2 separate regions of the Homo sapiens genome follow, and region 2 is linked to region 1. The links are chromatin loops, found by intact Hi-C in ENCODE. Cell type or tissue: transverse colon. All regions are shown on one strand. Links, peaks and the distances in the headings refer to the core of each region. The heading gives the core; the rest is flanking DNA.

Region 1 (5,921 bases), core at 1,285-5,284:
ACCTTGGGAGGCCAAGACGGGCAGATTGCTTGAGCAACCTAGGCAACATGGCAAAAACCCGTCTCTACAGAAAATACAAAAAATTAGCAGGTGGTGATGCATGCCTGTAGTCCCAGCTATTCGGGAGGCTAGGGTGGGAGGATCACCTGAGTCTAGGATGTCGAGACTGCAGTGAACCATGATCACCCCACTGCACTCCAGCCTGGGTGACAAAGACCCTGTCTCAAAAGAAAAGAAAAAAAAAACACATAACAAAATTTATCATCATAACCATTTCTTTTTTTCTTTCTTTCTTTTTTTTTTTTTTTGACAGAGTCTTGCTGTCACCCAGGCTGGAGTGCAGTGGTACAATCTCAGCTCACTGCAACCTCCACCTCTCGGGCTCAAGCAATTCTCCCTGCCTCAGCCTCCGCAGTAGCTGAGATTACAGGTGCCTGCCATCACACCTGGCTAACTTTTGTATTTTTAGTAGAGGCGGGGTTTCACCATGTTGGCCAAGCTGGTCTCAAACTCATGATCTCAGGTGATCTGCCCACCTCGACCTCCCACAGTGCTGGGATTACAGGCATGAGCCACTGTGCCCAGCCCACAACCATTTCTAAGTGTACAGTTCAGTAGTGGTAAGTATATTTACATTGTTGTACAACCCACATTCAGAACTTTTTCTCTTGCAAAATGGAAACTGCATATTGGTTAAACAACAGCTGCCTATCTTCCCCTCCCTGAAGCCTGTGGCAACCACCCTTCCACTTTGTTTCTATGAATTTGAGTACTGTAAATACCTCACATAAGTGGAATTATACAGGATTTGTCTTTTTGTAATTGGCTGATTTCACTTATCATAATAGCCTCAAAGTTCATCCATGTTGTAGCTTGTGTCAGAATTTCCTTCCTTCCTTTTTTTTTTTTTAAGAGATGGGGCCTCACTCTGACACCCAGGATGGACATCGACCTCTGGGCCTCAAGCAATTCTCCCACTTCAGCCTCCTGAGTAGCTAGGACCACAGGCATGAATCTCCACACCCCATTAATTTTGTTTATTTATTTTTTTTAGAGACCGGACCTGACTAAGTTGCCCATCCTGTTCCTTCCTTTTTAAAGCTGAATAATTCTCCATTGCATGTATGCACTTTTTTTTTTTTTTTTTTTTTTTTTTTGAAACAGAGTCTCACTCTGTCGCCCAGGCTGGAGTGCAGAGGTGCAATCTCGGCTCACTGCAACTTCTGCCTCCTGGGTTCAAGTGATTCTCCTGCTTCAGCCTCCCTAGTAGCTGGGATTACAGGCACTTGCCACCATGCCTGGCTAATTTTTATATTATTTTTGTATAGACGGGTTTCACCATGTTGGCCAGGCTGGACTTGAACTCCCGACCTCAAGTGATCCACCTGCCTCAACCTACCAAAATGCTGGGATTACAGGCATGAACCGCTGTGGCCATCCACCACCAAGTGGATTTTTAAAATCCATTCGTTCATTGAGAGACATTTGGGTTGCTTCCATTTCTTGACTATTGGGAATAGTACTGCTATGAACACAGATGTGAAAATATCTTTTTGAAATCCTGCTTTCAATTCTCTGGGATATATATCCAGAAGTGGAATTGCTAGATTGTATGGCAATTCTATTTAAAAATTTTTAAGGGCCGGGCACGCTGGCTTTTGCCTGTAATCCCAGCACATTGGGAGGCTGAGGTGGCGGGCAGATCACTTGAGGCCAGGAGTTCGAGACCAGGCTAACCCACATGGTGAAACCCCATCTCTACTAAAAATACAAAAAATTAGCCAGGCATGGTGGTGCATGCTTGTAATCCCAGCTACTTGGGAGGCTGAGGCAGGAGAATCCTTGTACCCAGGAGGCAGAGGTTGCAGTGAGCCAAGATCACGACATTGCACTCCAGCCTGGGTGACAAAAGTGAAACTCTGTCTCAAAAAAAAAAACAAAACAAATTTAAGGACCTGCCATACTGTTTTCCACAGGGCCTGTACCATTTTGCATTCCCAACAACAAAGCACAAGGGTTCCATTTTCTCCACATCTTTGACAACACTTGTCGTTTTCTCTTTTTAAAAATAATAGCTATCCTAGTGGGTGTGAGATAGTATCTCATTGTAGTTTTAATTTGCATTTCCCTAATGATTAGAGATGTTGCACATCTTTTCATGTCCTTATTGGCCATCTGTATAGCTTCCTTAGAGAAATGCCTGTTCATGCCCTTTGCCCATTTTGAGTCAGGCCATTTTTGTTTTTGTTGAGTTTTAGGAGTTCTCTATTTATTCTGGATATAAATCTTTACTAGGTATATAATTGCAAATATTTCCTCCCATTCTGTGGATTGCCTTTTTACTCTGTTGATATTGTCTTTTGGTGTACAAAATTTTAAAATTTTCATGAGGTCCAATTTGCCCATTTTTTTCTTTTGCTGCCTGTGTCTTTGGTGTTATATCCAAGTAATCATTGCCAGATTCAATGTCATGAAGATTTTGCCCTGTGTTTTTTAGTTTGTTTGTTTGTTTGTTTTTTGATATGGAGTCTTGCTCTGTCGCCCAGGCTGGAGTGCAGTGGCGCAATCTTGGCTCACTGCAAGCTCTGCCTCCCGGGTTCATGCCATTCTCCTGCCTCAGCCTCCTGAGTAGCTGGGATTACAGGCACCCACCACCAAACCCGGCTAATTTTGTTTTTGTATTTTTAGTAGATACAGGGTTTCACTGTGTTAGCCAGGATGGTCTCGATCTCCTGACCTCATGATCTGCCCGCCTCGGCCTCCCAAAGTGCTGGGATTACAGGCATGAGCCACCGTGCCCGGCCTCTATGTTTTCTTCTAAGAGCTTCATAGTTTTAGCTCTTATATTTAGATTTTAGATCTATTTTGAGTTAATATTTGTATAGTGTTAAATCATGGTTCAACTTCATCTTTTTGCAGGTAGATACCAGTTTCCTATGGCAACATTTGTTAGAAAGGTTGTCTTTTCCCTCATCAAATAGTCTTGGCACTCTTGTCAAAAATCATTTGACCATATATGCAAGAGTTTATTTCTGGGCTCTCTATTCTATTCCATTGGTCTATATGTCTGCTGCTATGCCAATATCACACTGTTTTGATTTATAGTAGCTTTGCAGTAAGTTGTGATATCAGGAAGTTGTTCGTTTTCAATATTGTTTTGTCTATTTGGGGTCCCTTGAGATTTTATATGAATTTTAGGATGGGCTTTTCAATTTCTGCAAAAAAACATGATTGAGATTTTGATAGGGATTGCGTTGAATCTGTGGATCACTTTGGGTACTGTTGGCCTCTTAACAATAGTAAGTCTTCTAATCCATGGACATGGAATGCATTTTCATGTATTTATATCTCCTTTAATTTCTTTCAGCAATGTTTTATAGTTTTCATTGTATAAACCTTTTAACTCCTTGGATAAATTAATTCCTAAGTATTTTATTTTTATCCTATTGTAAATGGGATTGTTTTCAAAATTTTATTTTCAAATGGCTCATTGTTAATATGTAGAGATGCAAGTGGTTCTTGTTTCTTGACTTGTAATCCACTAATTTGCTGAATTCATTTATCAGTTCTAATAGTTTTTTGTGTGAAATCTTTAGGGTTTTCTACATATAAAATCATAAGAAGTAGCCGGGCGTGGTGGTGTGTGCCTGTAGTCCCAGCTACTCAGGACGCTGAGGCAGAAGAATCGCTTGAACCCGGGAGGCGGAGGTTGCAGTGAGCCCAGAAGGAGCCACTGCACTCCAGCCTGGCGACAGAGCAAGACTCCGTCACCAAAAAAAAAAAAAAAAAAATTCATAAGAACAAGAGATAATTGCACTTCTTCCTTTTCAACCTGGATGCCTTTAATTTCCTTTTCTTGCCTAATTGCTCTGGCTAGAACTTTTAGGGCTATGTTGAATGGAACTAGCAAAAGTGGGCATCCTTTTCTTGTTCCTGATATTAGCAGAATAGCCTTTAATCTTTCACCATTGAGTATGATATAATGTTTGTTATGACTTTCTCATACATGCCTTTTATTATATTGAGGTAGTTTCCTTTTATTCCTGGTTTGTTAAATGTTTTCATCATGAAAGGGTGTTGAATTTTGTCAAATGCTTTTTCTGCATCAATTAAGATGATTGTATGATTTTTCTCCTTCATTCTGTTAATGTGGTGAATTATATTGATTGTTTTTCGTACACTGTGCCACCTTTATATTCCAGGAATAAATCCCACAGTGTATAATCCTTTTAATACATTGCTAAATTTGGCTTGCTGGCATTTTGTTGAGGATTTTTGCATCAGTATTCATAGGAGATATTGGTGTATGTTTTCTTTTTTCCTAGTGTATGTCTGCCTTTGGTATCAGGGTAATGCTCACCCCTGGAATGAGTTAGGAAATGTTCCTTCTCTTTGATCTTTTGGCAAAGTTTGAGAAGCATTAGCATTAATTCTCCTTCAAATGTTTGGCAGAATTCACCAGTGAAGCCATCTGGTCCAGGGCTTTTCATTTTGGGGAGATTTTTGATTATTGATGCAATATCTTTAATTCAAATTTTCTATTACTTCATGATTTAGTCTTGGTAAGATATATGTTTCTAGGAATTTGTTCATTTCATCTAGATTATCCAATTTGTTGGCATGTAATTGTTTAATTACTCTTATAATTCTTTTAATTTTTGTAAAATGTAATGTTCCCACTTTCATTTTAACTTTAATAATTTGAGTCTTTTTATCTTTTTTTGTTGTTAGTGTAGCTAAAGGTTTGTCAATTTTGTTCATCTATTTGAAGAACCAACTTTTGGTTGCACTGATTTTCTCAATTGTTTTTCTCTTATCTGTATTATTATTTATTTATTTATTTATTATTATTTTGAGACAGAGTCTCCCTCTGTCACTCAGGCTGGAGTGCAGTGGTGTGAAGCCTCTGCCTCCCCTGTTCCAGTGATTCTCCTGCCTCAGCCTCTCAAGTAACGGGGGTTACAGGCATCTGCCACCATGCCTGGCTAATTTTTGTTTTTTTGTTTTATTTATTTATTTATTTAGAGACAGAGTCTAGCTCTGTTGCCCAGGCTGGAGTGCAGTGGCATGATCTTGGCTCACCGCAACCTCCACCTCCCAGGTTCAAGCAATTCTCTTGCCTTAGCCTCCCAAGTAGCTGGGATTACAGGTATGCACCACCACAGCTAATTTTTATATTTTTAGTAGAGACGGGATTTCACCATGTTGGCCAGGTTGGTCTTGAACTCCTGACCTCAGATGATCCACCTGCCTTGGCCTCCCAAAGTGCTGGGATTATAGGTGTGAGCCACTGCGCCCAGACAATTTTTTTTTTTTTTTTTTTTTTTTTTGAGACGGAGTCTTGCTCTGTCGCCCAGGCTGGAGTGAGTGCAGTGGTACGATCTCGGCTCACTGCAACCTCCACCTCCTGGGTTCAAGCAATTTCCTGCCTCAGCCTCCCGAGTAGCTGGGACTATAGGCGTGTGCCACCAAGCCCAGCTAATTTTTTGTATTTTTAGTAGAGATGAGGTTTCACAGTGTTAACAGAATGGTCTCGATCTCCTGACCTCGTGATCCACCCACCTTAGCCTCCCAAAGTGCTGGGATTACAGGCATGAGCCACCTTGCCGGGCCTATTTTTAATTTTTTCACAAGTATTTGTGCCTAAAGGTATTCTCTGTTTTATTTATCTCTTCTCTAATCTCTATTATTTCCTTCCTTATAATAGTTTTGGGTTTAACTCATTCTTTAATCTTCTTTAGTCTCCTTTAATCTCTTTTAGTAATGTTTTGTAGTTTTCTTTTCTTTTAAAAAAAAACCTTTTTATTATGGAAAATTTCAAATATATAAAAAAGTAGAGAAAATAGTCTATTAAACACCTATTTCTCATCACCTAATTCCAAGAATTATCAATTCATAGTCATATACTCCACATTTTCTCA
Region 2 (5,921 bases), core at 956-4,955, 780 kb before region 1:
GGGAGGACTCACCCATTGAGTGGATCCACCACAATAGCCCTGGGGTGTGTCATTTTGCCCTCGATTAAAGTCTTGCGGGTCTGAGCAGCTTTCTCCAGCCTGGCCACGCTGATTGTCTTTTTGGGCCCATCGTCCGTCCAGTACAGATTGTCTCCCATCCAGTCCACGGCCACACCCTCCACATTGTGGATGCCTGTTGGGGGAAGAGGGACCAGTGATGAACAGCTTCAAAGGAAGTTCAAAGCTGCCTGCCTCTGGCCCTCCCGGACTCAGGTACCTTTGAGCAGTCTGGGCTACAGAGGGGTGCAGGGACCCTCTGGGGCCCTAGACAGATGGGTGGGGGTAGGGACAGGAGGCTGGAAAAGGAATAGGGGAAAGCCCTGTGTGCTGCCATTTGTATCAGGGCTAGCCTCTCAAAACCACACGTGGCAGATGGTAAACTACATGGCTGATGTGGGCTCTCGTGTGAGGGCATCTGGCCCGTGCCTGCATGGAGAGCTGAAACAACGGGCATGTGGCTCTGGGCACAAGTGTGACATCATATCCTAGGCCTAAAAATCCTGAACTAACAAAATGAATAAATTAGGAAGTGATTTTTCACTTAGCCAAAGCCTTCACTCCAAGTGTCCTTTAAATAGCAGTTCCCTTGGTATAGGGACCCCTAATCTTTTCCTGATGAGTTACTTTTGATTTCCCCAAAGTCTTGTGATATGATTGCTGACTGTTGATTTTCTCTGAACTACAGTGTGGATGGGGTGCAGGGCAAAGGTTATAACTGGCATCCACCAGATTGATGGGGAGGCGGCCTGATCCTGAGGCCCAAGTGCAGATTTGGGGCAGAACTCGTACAGCTCAGAATCCTTCACATAGACATTAAAAAGACAATGCACTGTGAACCTGCCCAAGCAGCTCAGAGGGAAGACCTGGATGCAACTCACAAAACACAATTTTCTCAGGACACATTAGCATGCAGTTTTTGGCGACTGCAAGGTCAGCTGCACAGACCCTGTGTGCGCACATACATGTGGGTGTGCCCTGTTTTGATCTGGCAGGCCTGTCTCCAATTCAAGACCTCAGTTGTCCCCTGGCTGTGTGCTGTGTGCAGCTCCAGGGCTCTAAGCCAATGCAGACAGACCCTGAGTTTTCCCAAGGGCTGGCAAGGACGGCCCATGCTGCCTAACCCATCCTAACCCTGCCTCTTTGGCTCAGCCAAGAAGGGGGTCACACAGGGGTCAATCTGTCTATCCCCTCATCTCCATGCCAACCAGTGCAGCCAGCCAGTCAGCAGGGGACCATCCTGCTGAGAGGGCACCGAGAAACAGATGCCTGGGCCCCAGCCCCCTTCCATCCCCATGGGCCACATCCCTAGGAGCCCATACCGTCCTTCAGGATGGTCTCCCGCTCAGTGCCATCAATCTTCTGGCGGCCAATGAGGTAGCTGGTGGTGTCGGCAAAGTAGATGAAGCCGGTCTCAGCGTGGAAGTCCAGGGCTCGGGGGTTCATGAGGTTTTCAATGGGGATCATGTGCTCATCCGGGACCTTGGCCCCCATATCCATGCCCCGGATGATGCCTGGCCGGCCCTTGCCATACACGAGGAACAGCTCATGCTCCGGCTCTAGAGCAGGCACAAGCCAGGGTACAGTCAGACACACACATGACCATCATCCCCACCCAGGGGCTGCGGCCAAGGGGCTGCAATGCCCTAGCTGTGATGGGTCAGGAGACGTTAGGGATGCGAGGCTCTGGGTCAGATGGACAGACCACGCACACGCTAACATACAGGACGATGGGTCCTGGCCGCAATACCCTGGGGTCTGACCTCTGCACTCCAAGGGTAGGAAATGAGGGAAGAATAGCAGGTTTTCAGCTAAGTGCCCACTGATCAGTCATGAAATCAGTGGTATAAAAGGAGTACCTTCAAAATATGTTGGAGTCACATCACTGTTTACCACTTCCTCTGCTGCCATCCTAGTGTAAACCACATCACTTCTTGCCCACTACACTGAAAGTCTTCTGGCTACTTCCCTACTGCCCATCCCCCACCCAGTAGCAGCGTGACTTTTATACAAATGTGAATCCAATCATGTCACTTCCATTCTCAAAAGTCACTATGAGCTTCCTATCCCAGATATAATAAAATCCAACCCCTGCCTCCTTCTCTGCCCTCACACCACTCAGCCCCGCTGGCCTTCGTGCTGTTCCTCTGGCTTGCCACACTCACACTGGCCTCAGGGCCTTTGCACTGTTGATTTCCTCTGCCGGACATGCTCCTCCCTCAGGGAGTTACATGGTTGCCCTCTTCATTTCACAGAGAGCTTGGCTCAAACACCACATCCTCAGAGAGGCCCTTGCTCTCCTCATTAACTCTATTCTCTGCTTTATTTATTCATTTATTTTTAATTTTTTGAGATGAAGTCTCGCTCTGTCATCCAGGCTGGAGTGTGGTAGCGCCATCTCAGCTCACTGCAACCTCCACCTCCCAGGTTCAAGTGATTCTCCTGTCTCAGCCTCCCCAATAGCTGGGATTATAGGCACGCACCATCACACCCAGCTAATTTTTGTATTTTCAGTAGAGACGGGGTTTCACCATGTTGGCCAGCCTGGTGTGGAACGCCTCACCTCAAGTGATCTGCCTGCCTCGGCCTCCCAAAGTGCTGAGATTACAGGCATAAGCCACCACGCCTGACTATTCTCTGTTTTATTTTCTTCATAACCACTTATTACCACCTAAAGTTACATTTATTTGTTTCCCCAACTAGACTATAAGCTCCATGAGGCCAGGGACAACATCTATCTCGTTCGCTGCTTAATCCTGATGACCAGAACAGTGCCAAACATGTAGTGAGTGCTCACTGCTCACTAGACACTTGCTGAATGAATCAGTTTAGTTTTCTGCAGAGTCCGGTGGGTGAGTGAGAAAAGCACTTTTTTCGAATATGGATTCAAGTCCCATCTCTGCCCTCACTAGCAGGTACACTCTGGGACACTTCCTTCATCTCCCTGCATGTCAGACAGAGGCAGCCGGGCTGTGGGGGACACCTGAGGAACCCTCCCGCAGCCTCCCAATGGGCACACACCCCCTTCCCTGTCACTCACTCTTGCATGACTTCCCGTCACTGCCCAGGCTGAAGCCGGAACGGCAGCGGCAGGTCCGCGCCTTGTGGCTGTTGGCCAGCAGGCAGATGTCAGAGCAGCCACCCGGCTTCCCATACTGGTCGTTTTCACAGGCATGGCTCCTCACTGGGGGCAGGGTGAAGAGCTGTTAGGACCCCTCAGAGCCCCTGTGCCAGGCCTTGAGAAGGCTTCCTGAATCTGACCACACCCCCTGCTGCTGTGGTCTTTGTGCTTGCTATCCCATTTTAGGATTTGGAAGCCACAGGGGTGGAAACCCTCTGCCCCCCAACAACCCAGCCTTCAAACTCTTGGAGTGGGGGCTTCAGTAGTCAGGGAAGAGAGTTCCAGGGTTGCCCATGGCCAGGTGCTACTGCTCCAGACTGGCAAGGGGAATGGGAGGGACAGAGTGGGATCTGGAGGCTGAGTGGGTGGATGGGGGCTGGCAGGGGAAGCTGAGGGGCCAGGGCAGGTAGCCCGAGTGGCTGGCTAGGAGAATCGGTCATGACATGAAAGAAGCCAGGGTCCCCACAGGAGGGCCCAGAGAGGGGCTGTGATCCCAAGGTCCCAGAGCCATCATGGGGTAAAGCCAGCTTTGGAGGGGCCATGGAGCCCTGCTCACCTCGGGGCTGACGCCTCTGGTGGTAGATGTGGAGGGCACCACCCTTGTCCACCCGGGTGACAACCTGGTACTCGGTGCTGTTAAAGCGGTTCACACGGATCACACTCGTCTTCTGCTGGGCATTGGCATTGTCCGAGTTGGTGGCATAGAGATAATTCTCAAACACAGTCAGGCCGTACAGGTGCTCAATCTGAGACGGGCAGGCAAGAATGGACAGCATGAGATGACAGGGGTTCCTCCCTCTGTCCTGGAGATCCCCTCAGCTTCCTCCAGACTTCATGACCTGCATTCCCCAATTCATCCTGTAGTTTTTAATTTTTATTTATTTATTTTGAGACGGGACCTCACTCTGTCACCCAGGCTGAAGTGCAATGGCACGATCACGGCTCACTGCAGTCTCCACCTCCTGGGCTTAAGCGGCCCTCCTGCTTCAGCCTCCTGAGTAGTTGGGACTACAGGAACATACCACCACACCTGGCTAATTAAAACAAATTTTGTGTAGAGATGGGGTTTCCCTATGTTGCTCAGGCTGGTCTCGACCTCCGAGGCTCAAGCACTTCTCCTGCCTCAGCCTCCCAAAGTGCTGGGATTACAGGTGTGGGCTACCGTGCCTGGCCCCACCATTTTTTAACTCAATGCTTTACTCCTGTCTCCTCTGGCTGGACTAACCTATTCTGAAGATTTTTGCTTACCAAGATCCCACTCATCCTCTACAGAGCATGTCTTTAAAGAATTTATGGAATCTTCTAACCAGAGATGTTTTCTCCTTCTATACATCCTCCGTGACACTGCTATCTATCCGTGTCTGGCACAGTGATTTGTGGACTTATCTCACCCACTCTACTCAGACCCCTTGAGGGCAGAAACCCTGTCCTTCACAGAATTAGGCACTCGTTAGACACTTTAGTGATTTTAGACTGAATTAGAGATGGGCTCTAAACTCTGTCCACAGAGGACATTCTTAGTCTGTTATGAGGGCTAAGAGGACACACTTGCCCCAAGCAAGTCCTGTAACACCCCTGACTACCCACATAGCTTATCTGCGGTGGCCAACTGTCCTAGTTTGCCTAAGACAAAGGTAAGGGTTTGCTGGCTTACCAGACTTTCAGGGCTAAAACTGGGACAGTCCTAGGCAAACTGGGCTGGTTGCTCACACTAATTATCCCACAATGGAGATGCCACCTCTGAGCCAGCAAGGCTTCTAGAACAAGTTCCAGTGCTATCACCCGGCTTTGTAAACACAGGCAAATCACCTAACCTCTTTGATCCTGCTTTTTCATCTGCTGAAAGGGAACTGAACCACCTCCCTGTTCATCAGCTAGGGGTTATTATAAGGGTCAAATGAGAAACAGGAAGTAAACAGAAGTGGTGTTTCTAAAATGACTGTTCCCATCACAGTGGAACCCGTATCTTGTCCTTTCTCTGCAGTATTCAAGCCCACCCCACTCCCACTAGAGGCCTGGGGCATCCACGCTCTTTACCAGGAGACTCAGAGAACGGTTCCCCTACAGAGGCTTCCCCCCTCACCAGAAGGCCCTGGATCATGGTTCCCCCACAAAACCTCAGACAGTAGCTCCCTCACCAGGATGCCCTGGATGATGGTCTGGCGGCCCTTGCCCTCATAGTCCACCACTTCAATATAGTCCAGATAGGCATCTGCCCAGTAGACAAGGCGGCTGACCAGGTCCAGCGTGATGCCATGAGGAAACACAATCTTGCTGTCGACGAGCTTGGTGCGGTTCTGCCCATCCATGTCACAGCGTTCCACCTTTGGGATCTGCCCATAGTCAGTGAAAAACACCTTCCTGTGGGAAGATGCATGTTAAATGGGGTCTGGACATTGGGCACCCTCCTTACCACTGTAGCCTCAGCCTCCCACCTTCCAGGGCCAGAACCCCGCCTGCCACTCTCACCCCATGGCAGGGTCCAGGGCAATGCCCTTGGGGTTGTAGAGTTCCAGGTCTAGCAATGTGACACATGTGTCCCCATTTCTGTTGCAGACAAAGATCCTATCATCGATGTCATCCACAAAGTAGAAGTTGCCTGTCAGCCAGTCGATGGCCATCTGTTCCACGTCTGGAGAGTACGAATGAAAGAGCCATGGGGTGGGGTAGGCCCTCTTGCAGAGATGCCCACCCTTTGCTGGTGAGAACCCACACCTGGAAGCCCACCTTCTCTGGACGCCCT

The links. Peaks named below come from ENCODE experiments on the same cell type or tissue, not always from the same donor. Only the 100,000 strongest peaks of a DNase experiment are listed, where the experiment ranks them.
Region 2: a loop joins it to region 1, with 15 times the contacts of the local background. A loop is called at or near these places in 1 of 110 quality-filtered maps.

Annotation. Positions count from the first base shown.
Region 1 is chr12:56,369,993-56,375,913 of GRCh38, reverse strand. No RefSeq gene overlaps it. Among named protein-coding and RNA genes, the nearest start is that of APOF, 10 kb to the right of the region's middle. In transverse colon, for the core only: no CTCF peak of the experiment used is centred there; no DNase peak of the experiment used is centred there.
Region 2 is chr12:57,154,097-57,160,017 of GRCh38, reverse strand. It overlaps LRP1 (LDL receptor related protein 1), which reads right to left. Exons shown (of 89, transcript NM_002332.3): 7 at 5,648-5,810; 8 at 5,317-5,539; 9 at 3,735-3,924; 10 at 3,098-3,241; 11 at 1,380-1,616; 12 at 13-193. Among named protein-coding and RNA genes, the nearest start is that of LRP1-AS, 9.4 kb to the right of the region's middle. In transverse colon, for the core only: no CTCF peak of the experiment used is centred there; no DNase peak of the experiment used is centred there; H3K27ac peaks cover 336 bases.